Linked DNA regions of Homo sapiens: region 2 is linked to region 1. A link is a loop called in an ENCODE intact Hi-C map of the cell type or tissue named here. Cell type or tissue: Caco-2. All regions are shown on one strand. Each heading gives the region's core, and the rest is flanking DNA. Links, peaks and the distances in the headings are about the cores only.

The links. A loop is a pair of places that touch in the nucleus more often than their neighbours do. Peaks named below come from ENCODE experiments on the same cell type or tissue, not always from the same donor. Only the 100,000 strongest peaks of a DNase experiment are listed, where the experiment ranks them.
Region 2: a loop joins it to region 1, with 4 times the contacts of the local background. A loop is called at or near these places in 9 of 110 quality-filtered maps.

What each region holds. Positions count from the first base shown.
Region 1 is chr12:124,824,389-124,832,717 of GRCh38, forward strand. All of the region lies in intron 1 of SCARB1 (scavenger receptor class B member 1), which reads right to left. Among named protein-coding and RNA genes, the nearest start is that of SCARB1, 35 kb to the right of the region's middle. RefSeq lists enhancers at 217-938, 939-1,660, 3,729-3,908. In Caco-2, for the core only: no CTCF peak of the experiment used is centred there; DNase peaks (open chromatin) are centred at 3,533, 4,073, 4,403, 5,163 and 1 weaker place; H3K4me3 peaks cover 206 bases.
Region 2 is chr12:124,881,732-124,890,060 of GRCh38, forward strand. No RefSeq gene overlaps it. Among named protein-coding and RNA genes, the nearest start is that of SCARB1, 22 kb to the left of the region's middle. RefSeq lists enhancers at 2,848-3,535, 2,937-2,986, 6,281-6,390 and a cis regulatory region at 5,389-5,838. In Caco-2, for the core only: no CTCF peak of the experiment used is centred there; DNase peaks (open chromatin) are centred at 3,300 and 3,500.

The DNA of each region.
Region 1 (8,329 bases), core at 328-8,327:
AATGGTGGGTGACTGCTTAATGGGTACACGGTAATGAGAATGCTTTGGAACTAGATCGTGGTAACGATTGCGCAACCTTGCGAACGCACTAAATGCCACTAAACTGTACATTTGTAAATGGTTTTGGTGAATTTTACGTTAACTGGATCTTAATCACAATTTCAAAAAGAAAGATTAACTCCAAATTAAAATGAGATATCATTTCCCAGTAGATGAGCAAAAATTAGGACATCCAAGAAAACAACTACAGGCAAAGATGTTTGGAAACAGGACCGCTGTGCACAGCGGGGGTCAGGCCACTGGGGAGTCGGGACAGTTTCTAATCGGGTCAGGTGTGAGCAAAGCCCCATGGTCTGTGGGTTCCCTGTTCAGACATGGTGCAGAGCACCAGCTTCCCAGCTCCTGCCAGGCTAGGGCCACGACCTGCACACCCACCAGAAGCCTCATGAGGGAATACGCACCTTCCCAGCATGATGCAACTTACGTTATGACTCCATTATTCGCCCCTCTGGTATTCTATCCTATTCCATTCTGTTTTTAAAATGCTGATCCCAGGCCAGGTGCAGTGGCTCACGCCTGTAATCCCAGCACTTTGGGAGGCTGGGGCGGGCAAATCATGAGGTCAGGAGATCGAGATCATCCTGGCCAACACAGTGAAACCCTGTCTCTACTAACAATACAAAAAAATTAGCCAGGCGTGGTGGCAGATGCCTGTAGTCCCAGCTACTCGGGTGGCTGAGGCAGGAGAATCGCTTGAATCCAGGAGGCGGAGGTTGCAGCGAGCCAAAATTGCGCCACTGCACTCCAGCCTGGGCAACAGAGCGAGACTCCATCTCAAAAAAAAAAAAAAAAAAAAAAAGCTGATCCCCACCCACCCCACTTATTTCACAACCCACAATCTGATCACATCTGACAGTTTGAAAACTCTGCCCTAGAAAGATTCTCCTAAGTGTGCAAGAAAGCGCCAGAAGAATTGTCAGACCTCAAAAAAAGAACAGAGGGCCAGGCACGGGGGCTCACGCCTGTGATCCCAACACTTTGGGAGGCCGAGGCGGGTGGATCACTTGAGGTCAGGAGTTCCAGACCAGCCGGGCCAACATGGTGCAACCCCGTCTCTACTAAAACTACAAAAATTACCCAAGCACGGTGACATGCACCTGTAGTCCCAGCTACTCGGGAGGCTGAGGTGGGAGAATCGCTTGAGCCCAGGAGGCGGAGGTTGCAGTGAGCCGAGATCACACCATTGCACTCCAACCTGGGTGACAGAGCGAGACCCTGCCTTGAAAAACAACAGAGAGCCCAGCCAGGTTCTCAGTCAAAGATAAGCTGGGCTTCTGCACACGGTGGCTGCACAGTGAGTAAACGCCATCGACTTGCAGATATCTCAAAGGCAGAATCTTGACAGAAGGACAAATACTGCAGGACAAATACTTCCAGATTTGTCTTTTAGAGGTGAGGAATCTGAAGACATTGAATACACAGAGAGTTGAATGGTGCTTACGGGGCGGAGGCTGGGGAGGTGGGGAGATGCAGGTCACAGGGCGCAAAGCTGCAGTCATGTGGGATGGGTGGTCTGGAGGTTGCATGCACAACACGAGGACTGTGATTAATACTGTACTGTATACTGGAAGCAGATTTCAGGTGCTCTCACCACTAAAAACAAAGAGGTGGCCGGGACTCATGCCTGTAATCCCAGCACTTTGGGAGGCCGAGGTGGGAGGATCGCTTGAGGTCAGGAGTTTGAGAACAACCTGGGCAACATAGGGAGCCCATCTCTATAAAAAATACAAAAATTAGCCAGGCACAGTGGCGCGCACCTATGGTCCCAGCTACTCAGGAGGCTTAAGTGGGAGGATCACTTGAGCCTGAGAGTTCAAGGCTGCAGTGAACCGTGATCACCCCACTGCACTCTAGCCTGGGTGACAGAGCGAGACCCTGTCTCAAAAAAAAAAAAAAAAAAAGAGGTGACTATATGAGGAGATACATATGTTAATCTGCTTAACTGTAGTAATCATTTCACTATGTGTGTGTATATAGCAAAACAGCATTTGGATGCCTTAAATATACATAATTTTTATTATTTATTTATTTTGAAACAGAGTCTCGCTCAGTTGCCCAGGCTGGAAAGCCTTGACTTCCCGATCTCCCCAGATCAAGCAATCCTCTCACCTCAGCCTCCTGAGTAGCTGGGACTACAAGGCACATACCACCACGCCCGGCTATTTTTTTATTTTTTTATTTTTTTGCTTTTAGTAGAGACAAGGTCTCACTATGTTGCCCAGGCTGGTCTTGAACTCCTGAGCTCAAGAGATCCACTCGCTTCAGCCTCCCAAAGTGCTGGGATTATAGGTGTCAGCCACTGCACCTGGCCTCAATTTTTATTTTTAAAGAAAAAAAAATCTTGAGTGAAGAAAAGGCTAAAGAAAGAAACAATTGACATGGGCCTCTTGATGTGAATTTTCCAAACACATGAAATAATACTCTATATTCTTTCTGAAGACAAACCCATGTGGAAATGTAGAAAAACATTCAGGGAAATGATACCTGCAAACAATCTCAGGAGAGGGCTGGGGGCTGGGGATGTGGGGAAAGCTTTAACTGTCATTGTGAACATGTTATTTCTTGAAAATAACATACGAGCCACCGTCCGAACATTGGCCTACAAGCCCCTCTGCCTGGTCTGGCCCCTGTGTTCTCTCTGGCCCCACATCCAACTGTAGCAGGACAAGTCACAGACAAAACTCCTCAGACACCGGATTAAAGAAGGAAGAGGTTTTTATTCGGCCGGGAGCATCGGCAGACTCGCGTCTTAAGAGCCGAGCTCCCCGAAAAAGAAATTCCTAGCCCTTTTAAGGGCTTACAACTCTAAGGGGTCCATGTGAAAGGGTCATAATAGATCGAGTAAGTGTGAGGAACGTGACTGGGGGCTACATACATCAGCTAACAGAACAAAAAGTTTTACAGTGCTTTCTCATACAACGTCTGGAATTTACAGATAACACCAGTAGTTTTGGTCAGGGGTTAATATTATTATTATTATTATTATTTTAACCACCAGGGCCAGGTGGTGGCGCCAAGGTCGTCTAGCTATTTATCTTACTTCTGTTTCTTTCCATCTTTTTGCTTTCTCCCTTTTCTCCTGTCTTATAAACTAGGGAAAAGGGGAGGCTGGGGAGAAGCTGGGAAGGACAACAGCAGAAGCGGTGGTCTCATTCCACAACCACTGTCTGTTACTCAGCCCAGCCCCACAGCCTCCTTGCTATCCTGTCCAAGAGGCCACGCTCCTGCCCCAGGGCCTTTGCACCCACTGCTTCCTCCTAAACACGTGGTCAAATCCCTCACCCCTTCGAATCTCTGCTTACATGCCCCCTTCTCAGAAGGCTCATCCAACCTGCCCCTAAAACTCCTGACCTCCCGACCTGCCGTGTTGTTTCCATGCTGCTTGTGGCCTTCGAGCACACGGTATAATTAGCTTATCAGGTTTATTGCTGTCCATCTGTATCACCTGCCTGGCCATAAACCCACAAGGGCAAGATCCTCAGCTGCTTTGTTTGGCGATGTGTCTGTCCTCAGGGCCTGGGACAGCTCTTGGCACCTTGCAGGAGCTCTGTAAATATTTTCTGGGTGAATGAGCAAAAGTGAGACCTGAAACCATATAATCAACGTGGAAATGTCTAGCGGGTGGTAACGCTAGTCCTCCTTTGTGTGTTTTAAACAGCTCATACTTAAGAAGGGATTTTTTTTTTTTTAAATACACAGAGAGTACCGCCTGTTTAGGCCGGGGCAACAACTCGGTAAATGTGTGATGGATGAGATGAAGATTTCATAGACATTAATTTTTAGCATTCTCTTCCTACCACCCACAGCACTCTCCCCTGCACCTGGAGAGGCCCCTGACCTCCAAACCTAACACCCCGCTCGCCCAGGTGCCACCTCCTCCATGAAGCCCACTGGAACGACCTCGGCCTACAGTGAGGCTGCTCTGACCTCATTGGGATTGCAGTTCATGCCCTGTACAATCATCCGCCCCATGCTAGATGCTATGCTAGGAATTTAAAGACACAGGGATGAACACGATGGGGCCCCTGCCCTGAGACGCCCCTGCCCTCAGACACCAGGGGAGCAGAATCGTCTGGACGATCTGCCCGGCCCTGTTCAGGTAGCGAAACACTTCCACCTACTTCACCTCTTAAATTCTCAATGGCTCATCTCATCGAAGCAGACACTGAGGCTCCAAAGCCAAATGCCTGACCAAGGTCACAGGAGCAGGGAGAGACAGAGCCCCAGGCTCCGTATCCACGTCTAGGCCTGTGCCCTCACGCTTCTCTCCTAGGCCATCCCCGCTGGGCTCCTTGCACGGGAGCTTCACAAATGAATCATTAACTTGACCTGGCCACTGAATTGCAAGGTCTAATTCCTCCTCCTATGAGAAGAGAAAACAGGCTTCCAAGAAACACACCTCTGACCAAATGAGCCAAGAAGCCAATTTGCCCAGACGAAGCCTAGTTCTGGGACAAGGCCAGGCCCTGCCCACTCTGGACCAGCAGTCAGTGGCTGACTACACTCTCAATCCCAGGGCTCCAGGCATCCCCAGCTCCATGGGGCCTTAAGATGCAGGAACAACTACGACACAGGCTAATCCAATCTGGGACTTGGGAACACCACACCCTTGGCTCATGTTCCAACTTCTTTTGATTTTTAAAGGACTAAGGTAAGAAGACTAAAATAAAAGGTTTTTACAAGAAACCCACGCTTGTAAGTTGCTTAAGCGAAGAGGTTGAGTCATTCCTGAGTCCTCCATTTTCCTCCCACCTAGCACCCTCCATCAGCAAGGCTGGGCTGCTCTCGCTTTAAAGCATGCCTCAAATCCATCCACTTCTCTCCAACACCATCCTGGCCCCCATCCTGGCTTGTATGGATGGGTGCCGTAGTTTCCCCGCTGTTTTCCTGCCTCTGCTCTTGCCCCCCGCCCCGTTCTCCCCACAGAATCCAAGTTATCCTTTTAAGATTAAAGTCAGAGCATGTCATTCTGCTCAAACCTCCCCCATGCCTCCCTATTTATCTCAGAATAGAATCTAAATTCCTGACAGTGACCTATGAGGTCTTGCACAACCCAGCTCCCTATAGTCACTCCAGTCTCCTCCCCCATTCCTATCTGCCTCGCTCACTCTGCTCCAGCCACACTGGCCTTGCTGTGCTCCTGAGCCACCAGGCAAGTTTCTGCCACAGGGCCTTTGCACTGACTCTTTGCTCCTCCAGGGGCAATCTTTCCCCTGATGCCCACAAAAGTGAGCCCCTCACTTCTCAAGTCTAAAGTCACTTTCTCCGTGAGACCTTCCCTGAGCAATTTTCAATCCCTTAACCATCTCTATTGAGCCCCACTGTATGGCAGGCTCTGCTCTAGGCCTGGGCACTTCAATAGTGAACAAAATGGATGAAAATACCATTCTTCCTAAAGCAGCCCTTCCCCCATCACATTATATTCATCACCCTGTTTTATCTCCCTGACATTATCAATATCTGAAATTTCTATGTAGTTGTTGATAAGTCCCCCTTCCTGCTGCCCGGAATTCAGTCACAATGGATGGAGCTAGAGCAGCCATCTTGGATCATGAGGCACCCTTAAGAATGAAAGCCACACATGAAGAAGGGCGGAGCAGAATAGGAGATAGGAGAAAGGATTCCTGTGACTTCCTGGAGCCACCCACCAGCCCTGGGTGGCTTAGTCATCAGAGAAATGTCCACTGGACTCACAGTGAGATCCCATGCCATACACCAGAATGGCTACAATGAAAAAGACTGACAATAACAAGTGCTGGTGAGGATGTGGAGCAGCCAGAGTGCTCACACATTGCTGGTGGAAGTGCATTAGTGCAGTCACTGTGGAATATACTTTTTCTACCAAAGCTGGACGTTCACCCTACAATATAGCAATCCCACCCCCAGTATTTGTCCCAGAAAAATGAAAGCATGCACCCACACAAAGATTATCCACAAATGCTCATAGCAGCCGTACCCATAACAGCCCAAAACTGGAAACAACACAAATGTCTACAAGCAAGTGAATGCATGACAAATGGGGACACACTCATACCATGGAATGCTACCCAGAGACAAAAGGGAATGACCAATTGAGACACACAATGACAGGGTAAATCACACACAGGGACCACGTGCATGAGTCCATATAAGTGACGTCCCGGGGAATGGCAAAACCAATCCATGGGGATAGAGGTGGGGGCAGCAGGACCTCAGGGGTGGATACTGACAGGGAGGGGTGCGGGGGAGGCGTTTACACTTGGTATAGGGGGTCATTACAAGCGTGCATACCTAGGTGAAAATCCATCAACCTCTAACCGAAATTGTGCACTTTTCTTAATGCATTTGATACTTCAATTTTTAAAAAGAAAAAAATTAAAGCAAAAAAAATTTTTTCTTTTTTCAGACAGAGTCTCACTCTGTCGCCCAGGCTGGAGTGCAGTGGTGTGATCTCAGCTCACTGCAACCTCCACCTCCCAGGTTCAAGCAATTCTCCTGCCTCAGCCTCCAGAATAGCTGGGACTACAGGCATACGCCACCATGCCCAGCTGATTTTTTTTTTTTTTTAGACGGAGTTTTGCTCTGTCACCCAGGCTGGAGTGCAGTGGCGCGATCTCGGCTCACTGCAACCTCTGCCTCCCGGGTTCAAGCAATTCTCCTGCCTCAGCCCCCCAAGTAGCTGGGATTACAGATGCCCGCCACCACACCTGGCTAATTTTTGTATTTTTTTAAGTAGAGACGGGGTTTTGCCAAATTGGCCAGGCTGGTCTCAAACTCCTGACCTCAGGTGATCTGCCTGCCTCGGCCTCCCAAAGTGCTAGGATTACAGGCATGAGCCACCGCGCCTGGACTGATTTTTGTATTTTTGACAGAAATGGGGTTTTACCATGTCGGCCAGGCTGAGGTCTCCAACTCCTGACCTCAGGTGATCGGCCCACCTTGGCCTCCCAAAGTGCTGGGATTACAGACGTGAGCCACTGCGCCTGGCCTAAAGCAAAAAATTATTGATCCAGGGTTGGGTACTCTTCAGATGTTCAATACACCCTCAAGTGGTGTCGCTAATAAGAGAGCACCTACAGCCACCAAGGCCCAATCAGGGTCCCAGTGCCCCGTCAAATCTGATTTCTGAAGCAGAGCAGCGAGGCCAGCCAGGAGACCACCAGGGGCCCTGGAGAGACGTGAGAGGTCTGGGGTCCCCTCTTTACCAGCAAAGGGGCTCTGTCCACTCCCTGTCCCCTCAACCCCCTGCCCATCCTCCACCTACCAGCAGGCGCCTGATACAACTTCCTGTGCCTGTTTCTTTACCTGTAACAAGGAATAAAGAATAGGACCCATGCAGCAGGGACAGGTCATGTTGACATAATGTGCTGGGAACAGCCCTTCGTCACTGCGATCTTCCTTCCAAAACCCGGAACTAGGGCCTAATCAATAGAAGAACAACAGACAAATCCCAGCAGAGGGGCGTCCTGCAAAATTCCTAGCCGGTGCTCAGGAACGCAATCCAGGTCATCCAAAGCCAGGAAAGTCTGAGAACCCACAGAGACCAGAGGATCCTAAGGCAACGTGAGGGACAAACGCAATGTGGGGCCCTGGATTGGGTCCTGGGACAGAAAATGATACGAAGGAGAAACGAAGGAAACGTGAATCCTGTCTGGATGTTAGTTATTACTGATGTATCAACACTGGTTCATTCATAGCAACAAATGTATCCCATTCCTTTAAGATGTTAATAGCAGGGGACACTGGCTGTGGGATATGTGGGAACTCAGCACTATCTTCCCAATTTTTCTGAAAGTTGAACTGTTCTAGGCCGGGCGCGGTGGCTCACACCTGTGGAATCCTAGCACTTTGGGAGGCCAAGGCAGGTGGATCACTTGAGGTCAGGAGTTGGAGACTAGCCTGGCCAACATAGTGAAATCCCGACTCTACTAAAAGTACAAAAATTAGCCAGGTGTGGTGTCAGGCACCTGTGGTCCCAGCTACTTGGGAGGCTGAGGAAGGAGAATCACTTGAACCTGGAAGGCAGAGGTTCTAGTGAGCCGAGATTGTGCCACTGCACTCCAGCCTGGGCGACAGAGTGAGACTTGGTCTCAAAAAAAAAAAAACTGTTCTAAAACAGAAAGTTATTTTAAAACAAGCAGGCTCTGTCGCGGCAATACAGGGAGGGCCAAATCAGTGCCTCACCGAATCATATTACAGCTTCAAGCAAAAGGAAAAAATGTGCACCCCATATTTATACTTTTTCCAGAACATTAAGGTCTTTTTGTAAAAACACTGACAATTTCAAAAG
Region 2 (8,329 bases), core at 138-8,137, 57 kb after region 1:
CCAGCACTTTAGGAGGCTGAGGTGGGCCGATCACTTAAGTTCAGGAGTTCGAGACCCTCCTGGCCAATATGGTGAAACCCCATCTCTCCTAAAAATACAGAAATTAGCCAGGTGCGGTGTGCACCTGTAATCCCAGCTACTCGGGAGGCTGAGGCAAGAGAATCACCTGAACACGGGAGGCAGAGGTTGCAGTGAGCCGAGGTTGCACCACTGCACTCCAGCCTGGGCGACAGAGTGGGACTCTGTCTCAAAAAAAAAAAAAAGAAAGAAAAGATTAACTGGGCGTGATAGGTGTGTCTGTAGTTCCAGCTGCTCCGGAGGCTGAGGCGGGAGGATTGCTTCAGCCTGGGAGTTCAAGGCTGCAGTGAACCACGATTGTACCACTGCACTCCAGTCTGGCCAACAGAGTGATACCCTGTCTCTAATTAACGAATGCTCTTTATGTCGTCGTCCTGTTCTATATTCATCACACCCTGGCATCATCTGTCCTGATTTTTCACCACTTGTTTCCTCCATGTTTCTGTAGAGAAACACCACGAGGGTGCTGAATCCCCAGCACCAGCACAGGGCCCGGTGCATACAAGGGGCATGATGGTTTGTGGAATGAATGAATGAATGCATGAATGAGGGACCTAACCCCATTGGAGGAAGTCAGGAAAGGCTTGCTGAAGAAGTGGTATCTGAAGTGGCATTGACGGGTGAGAAGGAGTTGGGCTGTGCACCCCGACTTTGGCCAGTGATTAGAACTCCCTGGGGGCCAGCGCTTGTACCCCGCCCTCAGCGGTTTCCCAGGGTCTGGGTCGGGCACAGGGGTTGGTGTGTGTTGAAACTCCCTGTGTGATTCTCATATGCACACTAGGCTGAGAACCGTTCATCATGGGCCTTTGTTCTCCTCCAGGTGTTCTCCAGAGCAGCAGCAGCACCAGGCCACCTGGAAATGTGATAGAAATGCAGGTTCTCAGGCTGGGTGTGGTGGCTCACACCTGTAATCCCAGCACTTTGGGAGGCCAAGGCTGGAAGATAACTTGAGCCCAGGAGTTCGAGGCCAGCCTGGACAACATAGTGAGATCCCATCTCTGCAAAAAAATTTTTTTTTAATTAGCCAGGCACGGTGGCAAGTGCTTCTAGCCCCAGCTACTCAGGTAACTGGGTAGAATTGTGTCCCTCCAAAAAATGATATGTCCAAGTCCTAGGCCCCTGGTCCCTGTGATTGCAGCCTTATTTGGAAATAGGGTCTTTGCAGATGCAATTAAATCAACAGGAGGGCCTGCGGGATTCGGGCGGGGCCTAATCCAATAGGACAGGGGTCCTTATAAGAAGAGGGACATCGGGCCGGTGGAAGGATCTCTTGAGCCTGGGAGGTCGAGGCTGCAGTGAGCCATGTTCACACCACTGCACTCCAGCCTGAGCAACAAAGCAAGAGCCTGTCTAAGAAAGAAAGAGGAAGGAAGGAAGGCAGATTCTGAGTCAAAGAAAGGAAAATTGATTCTGAGTGAAAGGAAGGGAGGGAGGGAGGAAGGAGGAAGGAAGGAAAGGAAGGAAGGAAGGAAGGAAAGAAAGAAAGAAAGAGAAAGGAAGGAAGGAAAGAAGAAAGAAAGAGAAAGGAAGGAAAGAAAGAAAAGAAAGAAAGAGAAAGAAAGAAAGAAAAAAGAAAGAAAGAAAGAGGGAAAGAAAAGGAAGGAAGGAAGCAAGGAAGGAAGGAAAGAAGGAAAGCAGATTCTGAGTTCTCACCCCAGACCTGTGACTCAGACACTGGGGAGTAAGGCCCAGGAATCTGCATTTTCACAAACCCTCCAGGGGCTTCTGACTCACTCTGGAGTGATGGGTGAAGTGGAATCTTCCAGAAGGACAAATGCTTTCAGCCATGTCTGGTGTCAGAGGCAGGAGCTCCCACACTTATGTGCTGCCTGGCTCCTCACCAAGACAGGTGCTAGACTATCTCTGAGACTATCTTTTCCCTTGAGGCAGCTGAGAGCTGGAGCAGCTTCAGATGCCTCCAGATCCTGGGCCCTTGAACTTCAACTCGAACTTGGCTCTAAAGTGTCGCCCTCAGCAAGAGTCAACGCAATTGGGCCCTGGCTCCGTGAGGTGGACAGGGGCCTTGCTCGCTCCTTCTTCCCCAGCCCTGCCCCATGGGGGAGAGAGAGAGGTCGTCAGGTGAGACGGAGTTTGTTTCAGCAATGTGTTTATGAGTCCCAAGAACTTAGGATAAAGTTTCTGAAATACTAGCCTGAGGATGTCCCTCTTTGAGAAAAAGGGAAAAAGGACACCGCGGTTACCCCAGCTTTGTTATTCATGTAACAACGGCAGGGCATTTGAGTTCTTTCTGTTTTCATCCTACTTCCACTCCCACATCTAATCACTAACATTTCTCTTGTTTTGCTGTTTGTTGCTTCCTTTCATTCTCCCCATCTGAGGTGGGTAGAATTGTGTCCCTCCAAAAAATGATATGTCCAAGTCCTAGGCCCCTGGTCCCTGTGATTGCAGCCCTATTTGGAAATAGGGTCTTTGCAGATGCAAATGCAATTAAATCAAGAGGAGGGCCTGAGGGATTCTGGCGGGCCCTAATCCAATAGGACAGGGGTCCTTATGAGAAGAGGGACATCCGGCCGGGCGCGGTAGCTCACGCCTATAATCCCAGCACTTTGAGAGGCCGAGGTGGGCGGATCACCTGAGATCAGGAGTTCGAGACCAGCCTGCCCAACGTGGTGAAACCCCGCCTCTACTAAAAATACAACAAATTAGCTGGGCGTGGTGGTGGGCACCTGTAATCCCAGCTGCTCAGGAGGCTGAGGCAGGAGAATCCATTAGAACCCGGGAGGCGGAGGTTGCAGTGAGCCAAGATCGTGCCACTGCACTCCAGCCTGGGCAACAAGAGCGAAACTGCACCTCAAAAAAAAAAAAAAACAAAAAAGAAGGAGAAGAAGGACATCTTGTCACAGAGGCACATACAAAATGTCATGTGCCATTGAGGCAGAGATTGCAGTGCTGTATCTGCAAGCCAAGAAATGCCGAGGGCTGCTGGCAGCCACCAGAGGTCGAAGGAGGCAAAGAAGGCTTCTCCCCACCCCAGGCTTCAGAGGGCTCTGCTGATGCCTTCGTTTCTGATTTCTGCCCTCCAGAAAGGTAAGAAATGCATTTCTGTTGTTCTGAGCCACCCAGTTGGTGGCACGTTGTCCCGCAGGCCCAAGGGACTTACGTACCCTCTCCACCCTCTTCCTTTAGCCCAGCGAGCATTCTTGCGCTTGAGCAAACAGCAGAACCACCTGGAGGTTTAGTGAAACCCAGATGGCTGGCCCCGCCCCTGGAGTGCCTGATTCAGTAGGTCTGGGTGGGCCTGATAACTGCATTTTCAGCAAGTTTCCTGAACACGCTGGTGCTGCTGGTCTGGGGACCACACTTTGAGAACTGCTGATCCAGATCACACCATCTCCTGCCTGGATGACAGCTCCAATCCCCTAACTGGCCGGAACCCTCTCCCCTCCTCCCTTCCCCCTCCACCGGCAGGCAGGCTGAGCTTCCTAAAACACCTAGGAAATTGTCATTCCCCAGTGTAGAATCTCCAGGGGCCTCTCACGGTCTGCAGGACAAAGTCCAAACACCTTCGCAGGCCACTGCAATTGCCTGGTCTCAGCTGAGGTGCTCAACACAGACTCCCCACCCACCCCCAGGCACAGGAAGGAAGGGAGAAAGAGATGCTTTCAAGAATTGTTTTTGTTTTATCAAATAATTGTGAATAGACATAGTGTTAGTTTGCTAGGGTTGCCATGCAAAGCACCACAAACCGGGCCGCTTAAAGCAACAGAAAGCTGGGCGCAGTGGCTCATACCTGCAATCCCAGGTCTTGGGGAGGCCGAGGCAGAAGGATCACTTGAGTCCAGGAGTTCGAGAGCAGCCTGGGCAACATGGCGAAACCTTGTCTCTACAAAAAAATACAAAAATTACCTGGGTGTGGTGGTGCCTGGCTGTACTCCCAGCTACTTGGGAGGCTGAGGTGGGAGGATTATCTGAACCCAGGGAAGTTGAGGCTGCAGTGAGCCGAGATTGTGCCAGTGCATTCCAGCCTGGGTGACAGAGTGAGACCCTATCTCAAAAAAATACAAATATATGAATAAACAGAAAGTTTACTCTCTGGAAGTTCTGGAGGCTGGAAGTCTGAGATGGGGATGTCTGCAGGGCCACACTCCCTCTGAAGGCTCCGAGGCTCCTTCCTCACCTCTTCCAGCTTCCAAGGGGCTGGCTGGCAATCCTTGGAGCTCCTTGGCTTACAGATGCCTCTGCAGTCATGGGGCCATCATGACACCATCTTTCCCTGTACATCTGTGTTGACAAGATGGCTCTGCTCTTACAAGGACACCAGTACTGTTGGATTAGGGGCCCAACCTACTCCAGCAGGATGTCACCTTAACTCATCTGCAATGACCCTACTTCCAAATGAAGTCACATTCTGAGGCGTCAGAGGATGGGGCTTCAGCATATCTTTTTGGGGAACACAATTCAACCCATGACAGATTTTATTTTTCTTTTGAGACAGGGTCTGGCTCTGTCACCCAGGCTGGAGTGCGGTGGCACAATCGCAGCTGACTGCAGCCTTGACCTCCTGGGCTCCAGCAATCCTCCCGCCTCAGCCTCCCGAGTAGCTGGGACCACAGGGATGCACATCGTGCCCAGCATTTTTTTTTTTTTTTTTTTTTTTGAGATGGAGTCTTGCTCTGTCGCCCAGGCTGGAGTGCAATGGCGCGATCTCAGCTCACTGCAACCTCTGCCTCCTGGGTTCAAGTGATTCTGCTGTCTCGGCCTCCTGAGTAGCTGGGATTACAGGTACACACCACTACACCCAGCTAATTTTTGGTATTTTTAGTAGAGATGGGGTTTCACCATGTTGGCCAGGCTGGTCTCAAACTCCCCACCTCAGGTGATCCACCCGCCTCGGCCTCCCAAAGCGCTGGGATTATAGGCGTGAGCCACCGTGCCTGGCCTATTTTTTTATTATTACTTGTAGAGACAGGGTCTCCCTATGTTGCCCAGGCTGGTCTCCAACTCCTGGGCTCAAGTCATCCTCCCACCTCAGCCTCCCAAAGTGCAGGGATTATAGGTATGTGCCACTGCACCCGGCCCCATGGCAGATATTGATCATAATAATAGCTGATATTCATTAAGACTGAACTTCATGCACGGCAGTGTTCTAACTGTTTTACATTTTAGCTCATTGAATCCCACATTCACCTCTGGAGTCAAAACCAATATTATGTCTACTTTTCAGATGAGGAAACTGAGGCATAGAGAAATAAAGTAACTTGTTCAAGGTCACACAGGGACACAGCGGGGGAGTAACCAGGCCCGAATTTGAACCTGAGTTGTCAGATGCTGGAGTCTGAGCTTCACAAAATCCAAGTGAAACAGAAAGAACAGAAAGGTCTATTAGATGAAAACAAGGCCCTCCCTCACCCCCGACACCTGTACTCCTCTTGCAAAGTTTGGAAAACATTTGGTAATTAATGTTCTGCAAAAGCAAAGAGTAGAGAGTACAAGATCATCAAAGCACTGTCAGACCGTCAGACTGGCTTTTACCCACCTCACTGCGCAGTGGGAGGGTTATTTTGAATTCCAGCGGAGCAGCGGGGGCCCTTCCTTATCTTCGGGGGATAAGCTCCAGGATCCCTAGCGGATGCCTGAGACCTGAGATAGCACTGAACCCGGTATAGACTGTTTTTCCCCATGATAAAATTTAATTTATAATTCAGGCACAGTCAGAGATTAACAACAATAACTAGTAATAAAATAGGCCATGCGCAGTAGCTCACGCCTGTAATCCCAACACTTTGGGAGGCCAAGGCAGGCAGATCACTTGAGGCCAGGAGTTCAACATCAGCCTGGCCAACATAGCAAAACCCTGTCTCTACTAAAAATACAAAAATTAGCTGGGTTTAGTGACACATGTACTCGGGAATAGCTTGAACCCAGGAGGCAGAGATTACAGTGAGCTGAGATCATGCCACTGCACTCCAGCCTGGGCAACAGAGCGAGACTCTGTCTCAAAATAAATAAATAAATAAAACCAAGTAAAAAATTGAAATATATATATATATAGTATGTGTGTGTGTGTGTGTATATATATATATATAATTTTTTTTAGAGATGGGGCCTCGCTCTGCCACCCAGGCTGGAGTGCAATGGTGCGATCATAGCTCACTGCAGCCTCTACATCCTGGGCTCAAGCGATCCTCTCACTTCAGCCTTCGGAGTAGCTAGGACGGGACTACAGGTGCATGCCACCATGCCTGGCTGATTTTTTTTTTTTTAAGACAGAGTCTCGCTCTGTCACCCAGGCTAGAGTGCAGTGGAGCGATCTCTGTTCACTGCAACCTCCGCCTCCTGGGTTCAAGCAATCCTCGTGCCTCAATCTCCCAAGTAGCTGGGATTACAGGTGCCTGCTACCACACCGGCTAATATTTCTTTGTATTCTTAGAGACAGGGTTTCACCATGTTGGCCAGGCTGGTCTCAAACTCCTGGCCTCAAGTGATCTACCTACCTTGGCCTCCCAAAGCGCTGAGATTACAGGTGTGAGCTATCATGCCTGCTCTGAGTTTTAAAAAATTTTTGTTGAGATGGGATTTTGCTGTGTTTACCAGGCTGGCCTTGAATTCCTGGCCTGAAGCAATCCTCCCACCTCAGCCTGCCAAAGTGCTGGGATTACTGGCAGGAGCCACAGTGCCTGGCCCCCTCGTTATTTTTTATTTCTAGAATTTTCCTGGCAATTTTCCTTCATTCACATCCTTTGATGAACTTTGGCACCATTTTCTCAAATCTCCCAAAATTTTGTGTTAGTATTTTAACTGGGATTGTATGGATTTCTAGTTAAATTTAGCAAGCTCTTGGCATCTTTCCAAAGCTGATTCTTCCTCTCAAAGAACAAAGATTGTCTTCCCATGAATGCAAGTCTCTTTTTATATTACAACAATAGTAGAATTTTTTTAAAGCTTTTTATGTTTGTATCCTCCACATTTCTTGGGAAGTTTGCTGTTAAATATTTCATCAGTACAGTTGCTATTGTAAACAAGACCTTTTCTTTCATTAGAAGTAAAGTGGCTGGGCGTGCTGGCTCACGCCTGTAATCCTAGCATTTTGGGAGGCCGAGGTGAGCAGATCATGAGGTCAAGAGATCGAGACCATCCTGGCCAACGTGGCGAAACCCCGTCTCTACTAAAAATACAAAAATTAGCCGGGTGTGGTGGTGCACACCTGTAATCCCAGCTACTTGGAAGCTGAGACAGGAGAATCACTTGAACTCGGGAGGCAGAGGTTGCGGTGAGCCGAGATTGTGCCTCTGCACTGCAGCCTGGGCAACAGAGCAAGACTCAGTCTCAAAAAAAAAAAAAAAAAGTAAAAATCAAAGTTGTATAAAAAGGGCCAGGCGCGGTGGCTCACGCCTGTAATCCCAGCACTTTGGGAGGCCGAGGCGAGTGGATCACGAGGTCAAGAGATCAAGGTTGTAGTGAGTCGACGTCGCACTCCACTCCAAGCACCACTGCACTCCAGCCTGGCGACACAGCGAGATTCCATCTCAAATAAATAAATAAATAAAGTTAGATTTATAAAGTCGGGTCCAAAGATTGATTCCACAGATTTGGGATGAGCCCCTGAGAAAGCTGCATTTTCAACTAATCCATGCCCCAGCCAATCCTAAGGCAAGCTAATGTCCAAGAACCATTCTCACTGCCTACTACTGTCTGGCAGGGGCTGGGATATCATGGGAGACAAAAAGGCACAGTTCCTATTCTCAAAGAACTTCTATTTCAGTGCAAACCACTGTTTAAAAAAGTAAAAATCGGCCGGGCATGGTGGCTCATGCCTGTAATCCCAGCACTTCAAGAGGCCAAGGCGGGCAAATCACCTGAGGTCAAGAGTTCGAGACCAGCCTGGCCAACATGGCGAAACCCTGTCTCTACTAAATACAAAAATTAGCTGGGCATGGTGGCGGGCACCTGTAGTCCCAGCTACTTGGGAGGCTGAGACAGGAGAATCACTTGAACCTGGGAGGTGGAGGTTGCAGTGAGCCGAGATCACACCACTACACTCCAGCCTGGGTGACAGAGCAAGACTCTGTCTCAAAAAAAAAAAAAACAAAGTTGTATAAAAAGGTGAAAGCCACCTGTGTTAGGGTATACGTTAAGCTGCTAAGAGACCTCAAAATACAGTGACTCTAACAAATTAGAAACGTATTCCTCTCTCCCTTAACATCGCAGAGATGGCTGCTAGTCCAAGAAGGCAGGAGATTCGGCTCCACGTGGTCACCCAGGGACCCAGGGACCCCACCTCCTGCTGCTC